Linked DNA regions of Mus musculus: region 2 is linked to region 1. The links are chromatin loops, found by intact Hi-C in ENCODE. Cell type or tissue: heart. All regions are shown on one strand.

Region 1 (8,000 bases):
TTTTTTTTTTTGAAAATTAGAACCCAAATTTAAAGGATCTGGCATGAAAAGACTTCTCATTATTTACTGTCCAGATATTTATTTACCATGTATGTGCATTTTTTTCTTAAAAATTTATATAAAAATATATATCCTTGATATTTGGATGAATATCTAAAAAATACTATTTTTAAAAAGAAAATGAATTTAGGTCAAGATAGTTTTAACTTTGGGGGACATTGCTTTATAGCTCTCAGGGAGCACACTTTTCAACCATTTGCTTTGTTAACTAAGATTCCCTGACAGGTCCTCCACTGACAGGAAATGTTACCCTGCCATGACGGAAACACAGGCTAAAGCTTGGCTACCCTCTGCTGGACTTAGTTTGAATAGAAATATCTTCCAAGTATGGTGGATTTTCCTTATAAGAAGCCTTAAAGTTATAATAAAAAGATTTTTTAAAAAAGATTAGACCCACTATGCTCATTTAATAGAACACAACCCCAAATGTCCAAGTGCCTTTTTTCAAAACACAGAGTCTTCTGCTACTCAGCCATGCTTTCTCCACTATAAAGCTGTCTTAATATTGGTCATCTTACAAACATTTTTATTCATCAAATTTGCTACAAAGAGGAGACGATCTATGGCTTGAAAAAAAGGAAAAATAAGAAAAGCAATTTTAATTCTCATAGACTTATGATGAATTCTTTTTAAAAAATCAGAAATTCGATTTTATAGTTGGTTGGAATTTCTGGAAGCGTTCAGATTCATGGAGAAGCTTAAGAGGACAGAGTTTCCTTGTGAGACAGGAAGGTAAGACCATTCCTGGGTTGGGGTCAGCTTCAAAGCAAACCAGCAACAGTGAAGCCGGTCAGACGAAATCTGGGGGCAAATTGTCTTAGGGAGATGGAGAAAGGAAATTAATTTCATTTTTAAGGTTCTTGAATGTTTTTTCTCTGAAAGCTAACAGAGAGGAATACCAGTCTCGAGAGAAGTTGGCATACAGTATATGTCTGCATGACTCTAACTTTTCAGTTAACTTAACATTGCCAACAGAGTTACTTTTTAATGCATCATACTTTCTTTAAAAAAAAAATTGTTCTCGGCTGAGCAATGTCCATGCATGCTTTTAATCCCAGCACTCTGGAGGCAGAGGCAGGTGGTTCTCTGTGAGTTTGAGGCCAACCTGATCTACAGAGAGCATTCCAGGACAGCCAGGGATATGCAGAGAGAATAAAACAAAACAAAATTGTTCTGTTTTTGAAAAGTAGGGGCCAGTTGCTCTTTTACTCATGAGCTCAAATTGCTCTTTATCTAATCAGAATAGTAGTTTAATTTGGAATTGAACTTTCGAGTGTCTGCAAACATGAGCAACAGAGGTCTTCATGTTGACACCGATTCAGGATTTTGTAAGCCATCTTGTGTCACCCTTGATAACAGCACACAGGTAGTGTAATTGAAATGATACCACATGCACTGGACCTCAGGTTTACCTGAGTGTAAAGCTCCTGGAACAAACAGGCATGCAGATACCTCCCATGCTTGTAAACTTCCAAGGTAACTCAAGTATTACATGTAGCATACTCATTGCCTAATACAAATGAAATATCACTGGAATTCAAATTTCAACTTAAAGCAGTAAAGCTGGCAATAACTAAAAATGAGCCATGTGAGGAATTCAGGTCTGGTGGTATCTTCTGGTTCCAGAAGGAAGATATCATATCATTCCCAGGCCTTCCATTGCCCAAGTGATACCCTGCATGTACTATCTTAGCAAACTCAGTCTGAGACTTGGGTTGTAGCTCTTGGTAGTGTGTTTGCCTAGTGTGTGTGAGGGCATGCTCCCTCTGCCTTCCCGACACAGAATCCTGGATTGCTTTGGGGCATACCATCCCTTTAACAGGTCCAGTGTCTGCTTCCATTTTCTAAGTTCCTGACAAAGCTGAACACTTTACTCTAAATGTGCTTTTATTCTTTGTACTGTAGTTAGCGTATGAGAATCACTCAGAGTAGCGTGTGTGTGTGTGTGTGTGTGTGTGTGTGTGTGTGTGTGCTTTATGTGCATTTGTGTGCAGGTAGCCATCTTGGTGTACACACTGAGGCCAGAGAAGACTATCAGATGTCCCTTCTCTATCACTCTCCACCTTATTCCCCTGCTACCCAGAGCTAGACTGGTGACCAGTTAAATACCAGTGATCCTCCTGTCTTCCACCCTTGTAAAGTTTCACAGGGCTATAGCTAGTTGAATGGTAGAATATTTGCATAGGTTATCTGCTGTTATTGGAATAATTTCCATATTTTGTCCAGTCTGCATTTAGTACTGCTATGGACAGAGATACCAGGCCCCTAAACAGATACTTACATAGCCATAAGAACTCTGTTGTGTCATTGCCTGATGCAAATCTAATTTCTAAGCATTTAAATCTACATCTGAAAATAGTGTGCAAATCTTCCAAGCTTGAAAAATACTTCTTGTTTGTTTGTTGTTTTGTTTTTGGAGACAGGGTTTCTCTCTGTAGCCCTGGTTGTCCCCAGGACAGCCACTCTGTAGACTAGGCTGGCTTCAAACTCAGAGATCTACCTGCCTCTGTCTCCGAAATTCTGGGTTTAAAGGCATTCATTTACCATGCCTGGCTTGAGCAGTATTTTTTTAAGAGACATTTATTTTATGTGATGTGAACATATGTGAGTACACTGTCCCTGTGTTCAGACACACCAGAAGAGTGCATCAGTCCTCATTACAGATGGTTGTGAGCCACCATGTGGTTGCTGGGAATTGAACTCAGGGCCTCTGGAAGAACAGTCATTGCTCTTACCCACTGAGCCATCTCTCCAGCCCCAAGTAATAAATGAGTCTACAGTCCCCATCTTGTGGATCTCTCTCCCTTCCATAGCTTCTCCACTGCCAGCTTTCCATGTGGCTGTTTGCCCCAAATCTGCCTTTATCTGTCTTCTCTCATTCCATTCTCTTGCTAAATAAAAATAATTTCCGTGGTTTAAATATTATCTACATGCAAGTAAGAAGGCTTGGCTGGACTCCATTGTGCTGTATTCAAGTACTGCACACAGTACACAGTCAACATGCAGAACTGGAGTTTATTAATGCTCCATTGTCCTTATTTCAATAAACAATTCCTGTGTCTAGATAAGTACTATACTAAGAGTTGGAAACCATTTAAGCTTTTTGTCTTCATTTGACCCTTAAGCGTACCCTCTCCACACCTTTCCATAATTCTCAACAAAACACTATTACCCAACTATAGCATCTTCTGCTTGAGTTGTTGCTAAAGTCTCTAACTGTACTCCATTGCCAATCTCTAGCCTCCAGTTACTGTTGCTTGGGAATGATAACTCACTAAATGATCCATATCTGAAAACTTGCACAGATCTCTATTATTTAAGCTGCAGCACAGTTCCTTGGGCATGGGGTACAATACAAGAGTTCATGTTGGAGCATTTGATTTTCTCTCACCAGGTGGAATCTACCCAAAGTGCTCTTTCTCTATCAGGCTAGACTGAGTCCTGGCAGCTACCATCCCTTGCGGTTTTAGGTTTCCTGGGTTCTTCACCCTTCTCCTGATCCCACAATGGCTTCCAACTTTTTAGTTAGAGAAAGTCATTTGTATGAATTCACCCTAGATTATCTCCTTTCTAAAATGTTCCCTGACACCCTACCCTAAAAACATCTGTGTATATTCATCACAGCATCAATAGCATTTTGATTACACTTGACAGCTTTCAAGTCTTGTAATCTCTTGAGCTCAACCACGTATCCCAGTGGGTCTTTTGAATGCAAAAGTCTAGCACCAAGCTTGGTACATGACTTGGTCTGTGCAGGTTGACTGGTTTAATGATTAACAAGTCTCTTTCACTCTTCAGTGTTTGGTTTGGCAAACTGCACATTCATCTACCACATTGCATATGCTTGGCAAACATTTGAATGAAGAAATTAATGAGCCCAAGTCTTCCTTAATTACTGGAATATATCTGCATAGTGCAACTAACTACATAAAACCTATAGACCGCAAATTGCACATGATAATAGTCCTATCCTTTAACTTCATTGTTGTCTGGATTCAAATTACCTTGGGCAACCTAGTACTCCATTCGTTGCCCTTGGACTCACTAACTGCTTTCCGAGTTTGTTGTGGCTTTTATTTCGTAACCATCAGGAAAATGTCAGAATAGCAAAGTTTTAAAGTTCAAGCAATTAATAAAAACACAAGGTTTTTATTTAAAAAAAAAACATGGAGGTTGCAATTAAACGTGAACAACTGTCTGAAGTGACTCCTAGCGAGTATCTTCTCTTTTAGGTCTAGAATAATCTCTGAAAGACCAGTTGATTTTAGTTAGAGCAAATCATTGGATTTTTGCCCAAAAGAAAAATGGTCCTCGCGGCGTCAGTTCCCTTTTCTATGTAGCCCAATCAAAATCTAGGATTCCGGGCGTCGGCGTCGTCACTTCCGCCCGGCCTTCCTGGACTTTCAGTGAGCCGCAGTGGGGCACTTCTACCTCGAGACTGTTTCCGCGCTCGGGCCGGGAGGCCGAGTGACGGCGGGCGAGCGGAATGAGCGCGGCGCGGACGCTGCGGGTGCCCGGCCGCCACGGCTATGCGGCCGAGTTCTCTCCGTACCTGCCGGGCCGCCTGGCCTGTGCCGCGGCGCAGCACTACGGCATCGCGGGTGAGCGCGGGCCGCGCCTCCGGGGCGGGCGTAGGACGCGCCGCTGAGCGCGCGGTGCCGCCGCCACCGCCAGGGGGCGACAGAGCTCGGCCCTCCCTCCTAGGTCCCCCTTTCTGCGGAGTTGGCATTGGAGCCCAGGGGAAGTCTACAGCTAGTCCTTTCCCTTCTGTAAGAAGGATGCACTTGTCAGTACTTGCAAGGTGGAGTCAACAGAGCCACCAGTTCAAAGCCATCCTCAACAGAGACTTAGGGAGACGCTGGCCCTTTCTTGAAAAAGAAAAAAAAAAAAACTAGAAAATTCTGTGCTCGCTTTTAGTTGTTCTAGGGGAAGTGGATAAATGTGCAGAGATGTCTAAGTGCTCAAGCCATTTATTTTAACTTATACCCCATCTGCTGTTTATGCACAGGAGCAGTGTATGGCAAACCATTGCATAATGTCAGTGATCTGTAATACTTGTTTACTGCAGGAAAAAAATACGATTTCTGAAAAGTAGTGGTAAATAAACTTGTTTCCGTATAGTTTGTCCATTAGTGCTTAGTGCTTTCACGGTTGGGTTCACAGTTCTTGGCCATCAAACTTTAGACTTTTATAAAGGTTTCTTACAAGAAATTGGTATAATTAGGAATTGTTTTCTAGAGATTTTTTGTGTGTGTGTCTGAGTTTTTTGCTTGTATGTATGTCTGTGAACCATGCCTGGTGCCAGCTAAGGTCAGAAGAGAAGATTCAAAGAGGGTGTTGGATCCATTACTGATGGTTGTCAGCTGCCAAGTGGGTACTGGGATTAGAAGCTGGCTCTGCACATGGAAGGGGTCGGGTCTCTGACCTGACAGTTGACTTTTTTTTTTCTTCTTCATCAGTTACGTTTAAGTGGAAGATCTTTAACACTTTACCCACCTCACTGATCACAAAAACTCAAAGCGAAATTCTGTGAAGACTCTAGTTTGAACAGTTGAATGTGCATGTGAGCATAGTAATTAGTCATCTTACCTTGTAAAGTTCAAGTGCAGATTCCCTTTGAACAGATGTTAATGGAGTGTGAGATGGGGGAGAGAAAGAGACATTAGTCTTTCAGCAAAAATTATTGATTGTTGGCACATAACTGAAGTTAATGTTGTTTTCAACACCTGACCAACGAGTATATGGTATTTCCACATATACTGTCTTAAAATGCTGTGATTGGTGTGTTCTGCGTGTATCAGCAGGGGAGAACCACAGTCTTGGGGGTTTGTAAGCACAAGCCTTCCTTGTCTTCTGTTATTAGCTCCAGCTTGAAAGGTTTGCGTGCCTAGCACCAGGCCCGGTGTGAGTTGGCACTCTGATGCGTTTCCCCAGACTGGTGTTCCGATTCCAGTCTGGCCAGATGGTAAGTTGGATATTTAAGGACTGAAGCATACTATGTAACTTTTAATTGTTCTGTATATACGGTTGCAGTTATTTTATGGGAAATTTGTGGTAGTTAAAGCTGGTCCACAATGTTTAAGATTTCATCATAGATGACTCCCAGGAGGTTAAACAACATGACTTAGGGCTTTGTTTTGTTTTGTATTTCTTCTAGGCTGTGGAACTCTATTAGTATTGGATCAAAATGAATCTGGACTTCAGATTTTTAGAAGGTAAAGTGATTGACATTTCTGGTGCTGTGATAAGGCATCAAGATTAAGGCAACTTACAAAAGAAAGTAGTTACTTTAGGCTTATAATCTTAGTGGGTCAGGGTCAGAGTCTATAATGGTGGAGCAAAGTCATGGCTACAGGAACAGCTGAGAGCTCACATCTTGAGCCACAGATGGGAGGCAGAGAGATCCACTCTGGGAATGGGGCAAGTCTTTTGAAGTCCCAGAGCCTGGCCCCAGTGGCACACTTCTTCCAGCAATACCACATCTCCTAAATCCTTCCCAAATACTTGTATCACCTAGGGACTGAGTATTCAAACCTAAGAGCCTGTGGTGGCCATTCTCCTCAAACCATTATAATGGCTCTAATTATTAAGTGTACATATACAGTCAACCTCTGTCAAAGTCTTAATGCAGTTGCATTTTGAATATTTGGAACTAATAGGTTTTTAATTTATGATGTAAAATAAACTTTTACATTGGCATCATATAGAAATTATTTTTGCTAACTATGATTATGCCATGTTCTCAAGCTTACTAGTGTCTGCTTATAAATTATACATTTAAAACGTAAAACAGTGAGCGTCTTAGTAATTTAGTTTCCTTAAGCAAGAGCTAGCGCTCATCCTGTGGACTGCCCAGTGTTTCTCTCTGGACCTGTCTTCCAGGTTGAGTGATGGACACACGCTACTTCTATCAGGATTAGTCAAAGGCAGAGGAAAGAGATTCTGTAGAAAGCCACTACCTGCTCGTAGCTCAGATGAAGAAAGATTTGTGGGAGTATTTGAAATGATTGGTCTCCGTATTTTGAAAGTCTCACAAGTGCATGCTGTGAGTCACAGGTGCACTACAATAAAAGCAGGTGATGTCAGCATGTCTTTGGTGGATACCTCATATGAGTGTTTGGAAACCTCCTTTCAGTTTAACTTTGGAGCTATCTACCTGCCCTTCCTGGGCTGTGCTTCCAGGCCACTGTGGAGTACCTGCTCTATTTATCTCTTGTAGTTTTCAAGATCATCTGAGGTAATGTGTGTTACAATATGTGAAAAACAAGGAAAAAAACAGTAACTATAAAATTAAGATGTTAATCATTTTGTGATCTGCAGTGCATGTATTTTCTTTTCTGGCGTAGCTTTGACTGGAATGACGGCTTGTTTGACGTTACCTGGAGTGAAAACAATGAGCATGTCCTTGTCACCTGTAGTGGTGATGGCTCACTGCAGCTCTGGGACACTGCCAAAGCCACAGGCCCTCTCCAAGTCTATAAAGAGCACACGCAGGAGGTATGATGATGGCTTCCCTTATTGTTTGTTTGAAATCTCTTTGGGATGAACACAGGGAAATGCTTTCAGGGGACAAGGTTAAGCTTTAATGTTTCTTATTCATAGTAGATGTCACTTATTATTCTGTTATTCAAACATAAAGTACTTCTTAGCCTAAGACAAGACAAGAAAAGGTCAGGCTTCTCATTAGGCAACAGCAGTGCCTCTAGCAGGCACGGTGGCATCCTTCCCTCCAGAGGGCCTCAGCCTTCCTTATGCCCTATGAACACGCCTACACGCAGTGCCTCAGGAGAGGGTGGGCGGGCTGTTCGCAGGCTCTCTCACGATTGTCTGCAGGCTTCAGTAAGACTCAATGTATTCCAACAGCGGCATCAAGTACCAACTAGGAGGCTGAGTTCACTAAAAGAAAATAAAGATTTAGTGTTTGTAAATTTGTATGTGTG
Region 2 (8,000 bases), 320 kb after region 1:
TTTCAATCTCTAAGAGGTTTTGTTGATGTTGTTTGTTTTAGAATCAAAATGTCATCTTTCAAAATCTGTAGAGACTGTGAATCAGAAGTTTACACTTTAATCTTCACTTTAAGCAAAAGGAATTGGTGTTCTGGCCTGGGGCTATAATAATCCCAGCACTCAGGGAGCTGCACCAGGGAGCTCAGCTTGAAGCAAGTTTGGGCTACATATGAGATTCCACTTCAAGACAGAATACACAAACAAATAAAAACAGCAGAGGGAACACGACAAAAATCTAAGGAAATGCATTATAAAGTGCTGGGGTACAACACAGAAGGGCATAGGTGTTACCATAGCGGGTGCAAACTATGAGGTCACACAGAGGAGGATCTAAAGTAGAGGGAAGTACCTGGCACTAGGTTTAAGGCTCTGCCCTGGGCCAGGCAGCTGTGTTCCTCTCTCCACCCACACCCAGTCAGAGTCCAACTGACCCCACCTCCTCAATATTCCTGCAAGCTTTCCCCTCTCCTCCATTACACAGCCACTCCTCATGGCATCTCCTGACACTTGAGCTCCCTAATGGACTCTCTCCCTTAAACTACTCAATATGATGATGCCTGGCACTTCTAACTAGCATTCTCTAACCTTGCACACCACTCAGCGACACCAACCATGCTGGGCACATTAGATTCCTGGCTTGGGCCCTGAACTTTGTTCAGGAACAGTGTGCTTCTCCTTCTGAGAATTCCTCCACACCACACCTTTCAACAATGTCCTTCCCACTTGGTTGGCACCCAACCAAGCTAGGGAAATGAGCCTTCCTCTGGGGTTTTTGTTGTGACAGAAGAAGTTGCAAGATTTTAAAACCCAAAGGCTACCAGCACACACCATTCCTGCCAAATAGGGAATCTGTCAATAACCAGGACAACTAGAAATAAAAAATGGTACATGGTAGCTGCTGCCTCCTCTTCCTCCTCCTCTTCCTTCTCTCCTCCTCTTCCTCTTCCTCCTTCCTCCTCCTTTCTTCTTCAGTTTTGTTTGTTTGTTTGAGATGGGGTTTCCCTGTGAAGCCCTGGCTGTCCTGGGACTCACTCTGTAGGCCAGGCTGGCCTCGAACTCAGAGATCCACCACCCCTGCCTCCTAAGTGCTGGTATTAAAGGTGTGCACAACCACTGCTCATCAGTGGTAGCTTTCTTGTGTTCCAACTTCCCGAAGCCAAGCTGGTATCTCATTCTCTGAACCAATAACCTTCTGTTTTGGGTTAAGCCAATTAAAGCCCCATTTCCATTCCTTGATATTAATACACAACAAGAATTCCAGTGGTTTCCTATTTCTCTCCTGCCACACAGTCTGTTAAAACTCTCCCACTAGTTGAACATACCACTTCATATCCCTGCAAGCACATTCTCTCTAAGCCTCTGGTTCTAAGCTACATCTCTCTGAAAAAGTCTTCCCAGAGTCCCCTGAATGAGGTTAGGTACCCAGTCTTGATTTCCAGCAGCCTGAAAGTAAATTCAATCTCTGATCACAGTGTACTTCAATGGACAACAGGGACAGGCGACTCCCCCTGGTAATTGCTGGCAGTGGGATGGTTAAGAATTTGTACTCTACCACCTAGTAAGTGGCTCCTACCACTTGGGCAGCCCCGTGTGCCTCACCATGGATGCAGATACCGGTGGCACTTTTAGTAGAGGTGACTGTAGAAATAGATCTGTTATGTGAAAATAGACAGTGCCCAGCATTCAGTAAGTCATAACTATAATTCATCTACCTAGCCCTTGGTACCATGTCTATCCTAAGGGATGTCTAAGGATTTGTTTGCTTAATTTTTTTCCATACATGCATCCTATATTTAATTTAAAATTTTAAATTATGAAAGCACAAGATTTTAATAAGACATTTTCATACATATTGCATACATACCATTATTGCTTCTGATTCATTCCTTAGTTGCTCCTGGCTCTCTGTTTCTGGTCACCTGCCTCCCCCAAGAGTCCTCTCTTCTACATTAATGTCCCATGAGTTTTATTACCCTGCTTTTGCTTGTTTTAAACTCTTCTTCCTCAAGATCTCTTCCTCCCCTCTCATGATTTCCTACACACACTTCTCTGGGGTTGATTTATCATAAGAAAACATGGTAATTGTCTTTTTTAATCTGGCTGTGTAACACAACTAACACTTTTTCTGATTCCACTGTTCTGCAATTATGATTTCATTTTTCTCTATAGCTCAGTGGAACTTCAGTTTGAACATGCACCTCATTTCCTTCATCTGACATCTAGGTGGTTACATCCTAGCTACTGTGAAAATCAGGTCAAGGCAGGATTGGAATCTGCACGCCTAACTGAAGCTCCTGGAAACCATAGGAGGGGTTCAGAGCTGGAACTCGCCTGAGAGTTAAAGAGGTCTCCCCATGCCTTCCAGCAGCTGGAGATTGGGAACTTCTCAGATACTTACGATTAGGGACTGGAAGGGCATGAAAAGTTTTATTGCTGTCTCTAGAGCTCTAATCATAAAGAGGAACTATTCCCAGCATATATGTCCTGGGAATATATAATCATTTGAAATCAAAGGCTCTGAGGATTTAAGCTACGAGAAGAACCCTTGCATCTCAACACTTAAACGCCAGACTAACAAACAAATCAGAATCTCTTAGTATCCGTTGGCACCCCTTTTCCTTCAGAGGATTCCGACTACAGATTGAAAATAAAGTCTGTAAGTCATACACACAATGCCAAACGCTGCCGTGGAAACTAACTGTAAAACAGACCACAGATTTGTGTTGTGTCGGCAAAGAAGAGGCGAAAGCGGCGTGTAAACCGCGGAGCCCCCGGGGCCCCTTGGGGCTGCCTTGCCCAGGGCGGCGCAGCAGGAACGCAGGGACTTCCCAGCCCGGCGCCTCCGGCCTGGCCTCCCGCCCCAGCCCGCAGCGGCTCGGAGAGATTACCCGAGGGAGGCTCAGGATCCTCAGTGCTCGTCAAAGCTCCACTCCCGACCTTCGCAGACAGCATCAGGACCACCAGCAGAATCATCCTGCCAGCTGCCGCCTGCGGGCCCATTCCTGCGCGAGGGACACCTCTGACAGGGGACCCGCGCTGCCCGTGGCCTGGCCTTGGCGTCACGTCCGCCGCAGACTAGTCGCCAAGTCCGCAAGCGGCCTGCCGGGGAGCTGGGTGGGGCCAAAACCAAAGCTTGAGAGACCAGCCTGGGACTGAGGGGCGTGGCTTAAGTGGGAGGCGGAGCCTCACGGGGCAAAGGGTTAAAAGGCAGCTCTTCAGGGGCGGACTCAGGGCGGGGGTCTAGCCAGAGAGGCGGGACCAATACGCAATCTCTTAGAGTTGATTGGAGGTTGGGAGTAGAGGTGGGATGTGAGGCGGGGTCTATACAAGGAGGCGTGTCTTGGCGGGTCTAAAGTGGACTAGGACATGGTTATAGGCGAGGTCTGGACTGGGGAGCCAGGCAGTGCGCTGCGTGGGCGGAGAAGTTTCACTAAGTTGGAGAAGGGGTGGACTAGCCTGAGGTTTGAAACTGTGGGCTCTTCTCTGTATTCAGGACCTGGACTGTGGATACGTTTGAAACTCTGACCGGAACCTTACCTTCTTCAGCCTGACACTACCTTCCTCAGTTCCTCATTCTGGTTATGTAGTAACCTGGGGTTGGAGATTTTTGCCTCAGTCCACAACCAGACACCATGCTTATCTCATCCCTCAGCATGAGGCGTGTTGGAGCCTGAGGTGTTAGAGAAGTTACAAAAATCCTTCTCCAGTTCCCACCAGTTTTGTCCGCGGAACTTAAACTTCTGGTTTTCAAGACAGTTTGTTCAGACTCCCACAACGCAAATCCAATGTGCTTGGCTAGCACTTTATTCTTAGCAAAAACAAACTACCACCACAAAAAGCACATGCCCATTTTAATGATGAAATGTCAAAGGGCGGATCACTAAGTAGTCTTTCATCAAGAGATCGTCCCTCTTGCCTCTCTGACCGCACCGGTTAGTTTAAATCTCTCTCATTCCCCTAAATTCACTTTAGTGACCTTGCACTTACTATAGACAACACTCTTGTGCTGCCTCACTCGCCTCAGCTCTCTTTTATCACCATGTCTGCAAGGAATTTGAATGCAACCCACTCTCCCCTTCTCTTTACTCCACTTTATTTTTAATAACACATTTGCACCCCCTCCTACAATATGCATATTGATTTGATTTTCTCTGCTTCCTAGAATGCAAGCTCTATACCGTAGAGAGAGATACTGGCATGACATTCTCTGAGTCTTCCAAGCAAAATGTTATGAAGACATTCTGCAGACTTGGAGTTACCAGCTAAGGCTTGTTATTTGTCTTGATTAATTAACGAATTAATTATGCTAATAGCCCAGCATTTCTCAGACTTTGACGTCAGGATAAATCTTGGTGACCTTGTGCAGGTTCAGATTCAGTACATATGATTCAGGTTAGACTTCAGTTTTCTGCATTTCTGAAAAAGGTACACAGCAAATGTCTCACCCTTGGTGCTACAGATGTGAGTACTTGGAATAAGAGTTTGGGTGTGCATCTGATATGCACCTCAAGAAAGGCATTTCTGGTCATTGTATGGCACAAGGATAAATTACTGTACTTTGCTGTTTAGGAATATAGAGTAGGAGAGACCGCACCATGCGGCTTGCAGATTTTGTTGTAGTTGAGACTCCATGTGCCCCAGGCTGGCTTACCAGGAAGCAGATTATGAAGTGATGGAAACAGTCCTTGAGAAGTGCTGCTGGGATAAACCTCTGGGATAAACCTCTGGGATAAAAGAGAGGTAGCTAGATCTGATTGTGAAGACATGTCAACCTCACACATTGCTCCAAAGTGGGGATGGCTTTGTAGAGTGTCCTCCATGGGTATAGGAAGTGAAGCGGCAACTTCCCAGCACTGAATACAAGCCAGAACAGGACATGATTTGTGGCTTCCATGCCTTTAGCATCTCCCACTAGAAGACTGGCAGCTGAGGCTGATTACTAGCTGCGCTCCTGCTGGCTGGGAGGGAATGGCACTGAACCTTCCATTTCTGAGGAAGGATCTGGACAAAGCTTCAGATATCACCTGCAGAGCATCCTTCCTTCCAAGGCACTGCCATAGTCCTCTGGAGGCAGAGGATGCTTGGGAGTTAAGTGTTTCCGAGTGCTTCTGTGGATACCCAAGATATAGCTATGCAGTAAAATATTGCCCCGAGGGAGGCAGACACAGCACCTGCCCCCATGGACCTTGTATCCACTGAGGAAGAGGCACTGTAAGGGCAGTATCGATGTTGTGCCAGTTCTCAAGATGAACAATGAGATTACAGTATCAGACGTGCGTGCGTGCATGCGTGTGCGTGTGGGGGGTGGGGCAGGATTGGCTTAGTCTAGATTTTAATGGAGGAATAAACGGCGTTCGTTCGGTGGTTTTATTTGTTGAGTTAGGAGCTCTTGTATGCCAGTCTGTCTGGCTTCACACTCACTATATAGCCAGGGATGACCTTGAGCTTTGGCTAGTCTTGTCTCCACCCCCAAATGCTAAGATTACAGGCATGCTTGCGGCACCAGGTTCCTCAGTGTTGGGGAGCAATCCCAGAGCTGTGCGCATGCTTCCTAAGTACTTTACCAACCAGGCTATATCTGCAGTCCAAGAGATCTACAATATTGTAGCCTGCTAATCAGACTAATTAGGAGATTAAGGGGGAAGGAATAGGTTCTATAGGCTAATAAAATTAGAAGGAAAATAAATAAAATCTATATATTTTAAAAATCCAATGATAGAAATTTTGTAAAGCCAATACAGAAGAGAATGAATGATCAGTGCTTTGTCTTCTAAAGCCAGACCAGTGGAGATTCTCCAAGTATGTGCTTGTGCCCACTGTACTCTCAGGATGGATTTTAAATTAAAGAAAAAAAAATCTGGGATGAGGGTGGAAAATATAAAGCTAAAATATATGTGGAGTTGCTGCTCAGGATTAGAGATACAGTCTGAAGGCCACACTCAACATGGCTTAGAGGAAATCAATACGGCTAAATAAAAAAAATTACAAGCTTAGAAACAGAGCATGAAAAAAAATAAGAAAGAAAGAAAGAAGAAAGAAAGAAAGAAAGAAAGAAAGAAAGAAAGAAAGAAAGAAAGGAAGGAAGAAAGAGCGAGTGAGCGAGCGAGCATGGCCGAGCTACAACAATGAGTAGCACACACTGTATTTAGGCATTTCCTTCCCCTGTAAAGCAGACGCTTGAGCGTCTGTAGCTACAGCACAGAGTTCTGTATTCTCCCCATCAATCTATAGATTATAGACAATACCCTTTACCCCACATGACTCTCCAGGCCTCTGTCTCCACACAGACCCATATCTAACTTTTTTCTTTGCCATAGTGTTTATCTAGAGAGCTCACTATAAATTATATATACTCAAGGCACATGTTTTATATATACATTATGTTTTTTTGCAAAATGTATATTTATAAGGGGACATGATCTCCACAGATAATTATTGAAATTGTGATTGTAATTACCAAAGAATGCAGCAGGGTTGTAGGAGCACAAAAGGGGACTTAATATGAGATTTAAGAAGTTCATATGTGAATAAATGTGTAACACACACATTCTTTCAGTTGTCTAATTTTACTCCTGGAAGAACAACTGTTTCCCTCACTGGCACATCTCCTACCCCATAGACAAGTGTCTAGCAACCCATTAGTCTTTAGCAAATAAACAAAAGAAGAAAAAAACCCAAGCTTATAGAGAGATATAGGTGAAAGAATATAAAATTTAATTTATGGTTGGCTATAATATAACCAGGTCATCGAAGGGGATTCCGAGTGTTTACATATCAGACTGACACTAAGAAACGCATTATTTGTTTTTGCCTTGCATACCCCTCTCATCTGCCATGCTGATGTGTGATTGTGTCACATTAGCCCCCACCTCACAGTCAGTTATCTGTGAGACAGGAAAGCCACACTGAATGAAAAACCAGGACATGATGGCTCCTGTGTATAACAGGAGAAGGGTTTTAGTGTAGACATGAGGAAGAGATCAGCAAGAGGCACCTGGCAGGGTCTAGACTGAATCAGGCCATGAGAGAAGAGACGGGCAAAGTGAGAGCAGAGGAGAAGAGGGAGAGGAGAGGGCAAGCAGATGAAGAGAGGAGACCCAGAACAAGAGATCAAGAATCCAAAAGGCCAAGAGGGAAGCTAGCCAGGAGCCAAGAGGCCAAGCGAGAGAGAAGAGCCAAGAGAAGACCAAGAGAGCACATGGCCAACATGGCTGTTTTATATAGAAAAGAGAAGCTGGGGAGAGGGAAGTGAAGTCCAGCGTTTGGGCTAGAGAGGTTTAGGTCAGGGGTGGGGTTAGAAGTACTGGGTACTGTGTGTGGCTTGTCCTGGGTTTCTTGGAGACTAGACACCTAACCTACAATTTCTTTTAGAGGACTACGGGGAGAGTTGCTGAGTGCCTCCTGGCATATGTGAGGCATGCCCCCATTAATTCACTTTAAAGAGTTTCTTCCCAATCTCCTATCTCACAGATTTCTTGCTATTGCATCTGTAAAAACTCAATACTGCTTTTCCAACCTTAGGTGTAACTAAGCATAGTAATATGACCTTGTTTTGGCCAAAATTTGCATGTGCACAGCTAGAGAGCTGTCTAAAAGAGCAGATGCAACAAGAAAGCGTGCCTGTCTGCACCCTTTTCTAACTTCCTGCTTTGAATGTGCAGACAGTGATGTCTACGAGGCAGTAGAAAGATGAAATCCCAACACAACGAAATCTCACAGGTTTGAGAAGAAAAAAAAATCAACAGCTAAGAATGGAAGTTCATGCAACTGGGGACCTAGTTCCAGCTTCACAAACATGAAGGCTGGATTCAGATCTGCAGAATTCACATAAAAAGCCAGGTGCAGCAAGGCAACTCTTGAGCACCAGCGCTGGGGTGGGCTGGGGAAGGAGAAAGGCAGATCTTTGAAGCTCTTTGGCTAGTCCGTTTAGCCAAACCCATGAGCTCAAGGTTCAGTGTGAG

What was found. Hi-C counts contacts between places; a loop is a spot of excess contacts. Peaks named below come from ENCODE experiments on the same cell type or tissue, not always from the same donor. Only the 100,000 strongest peaks of a DNase experiment are listed, where the experiment ranks them.
Region 2: it touches region 1 in a loop (2.2-fold over the local background); 6 of 42 quality-filtered maps call a loop at or near these places.

What each region holds. Positions count from the first base shown.
Region 1 is chr10:19,904,120-19,912,119 of GRCm38, reverse strand. Pex7 (peroxisomal biogenesis factor 7) reads left to right here and starts at 4,446. Exons shown (of 10, transcript NM_008822.2): 1 at 4,446-4,661; 2 at 6,218-6,275; 3 at 7,407-7,557. The coding sequence starts at 4,547. In heart, a CTCF peak has its summit at 355 (motif pointing left); DNase peaks (open chromatin) are centred at 4,449 and 4,709; H3K4me3 peaks cover 1,205 bases; H3K27ac peaks cover 956 bases; H3K27me3 peaks cover 569 bases.
Region 2 is chr10:19,587,125-19,595,124 of GRCm38, reverse strand. It overlaps Ifngr1 (interferon gamma receptor 1), which reads right to left and starts at 3,176. Exons shown (of 7, transcript NM_010511.3): 1 at 2,928-3,176. The coding sequence starts at 3,039. In heart, no CTCF peak of the experiment used is centred here; DNase peaks (open chromatin) are centred at 464, 674 and 3,254; H3K4me3 peaks cover 2,028 bases; H3K27ac peaks cover 1,628 bases.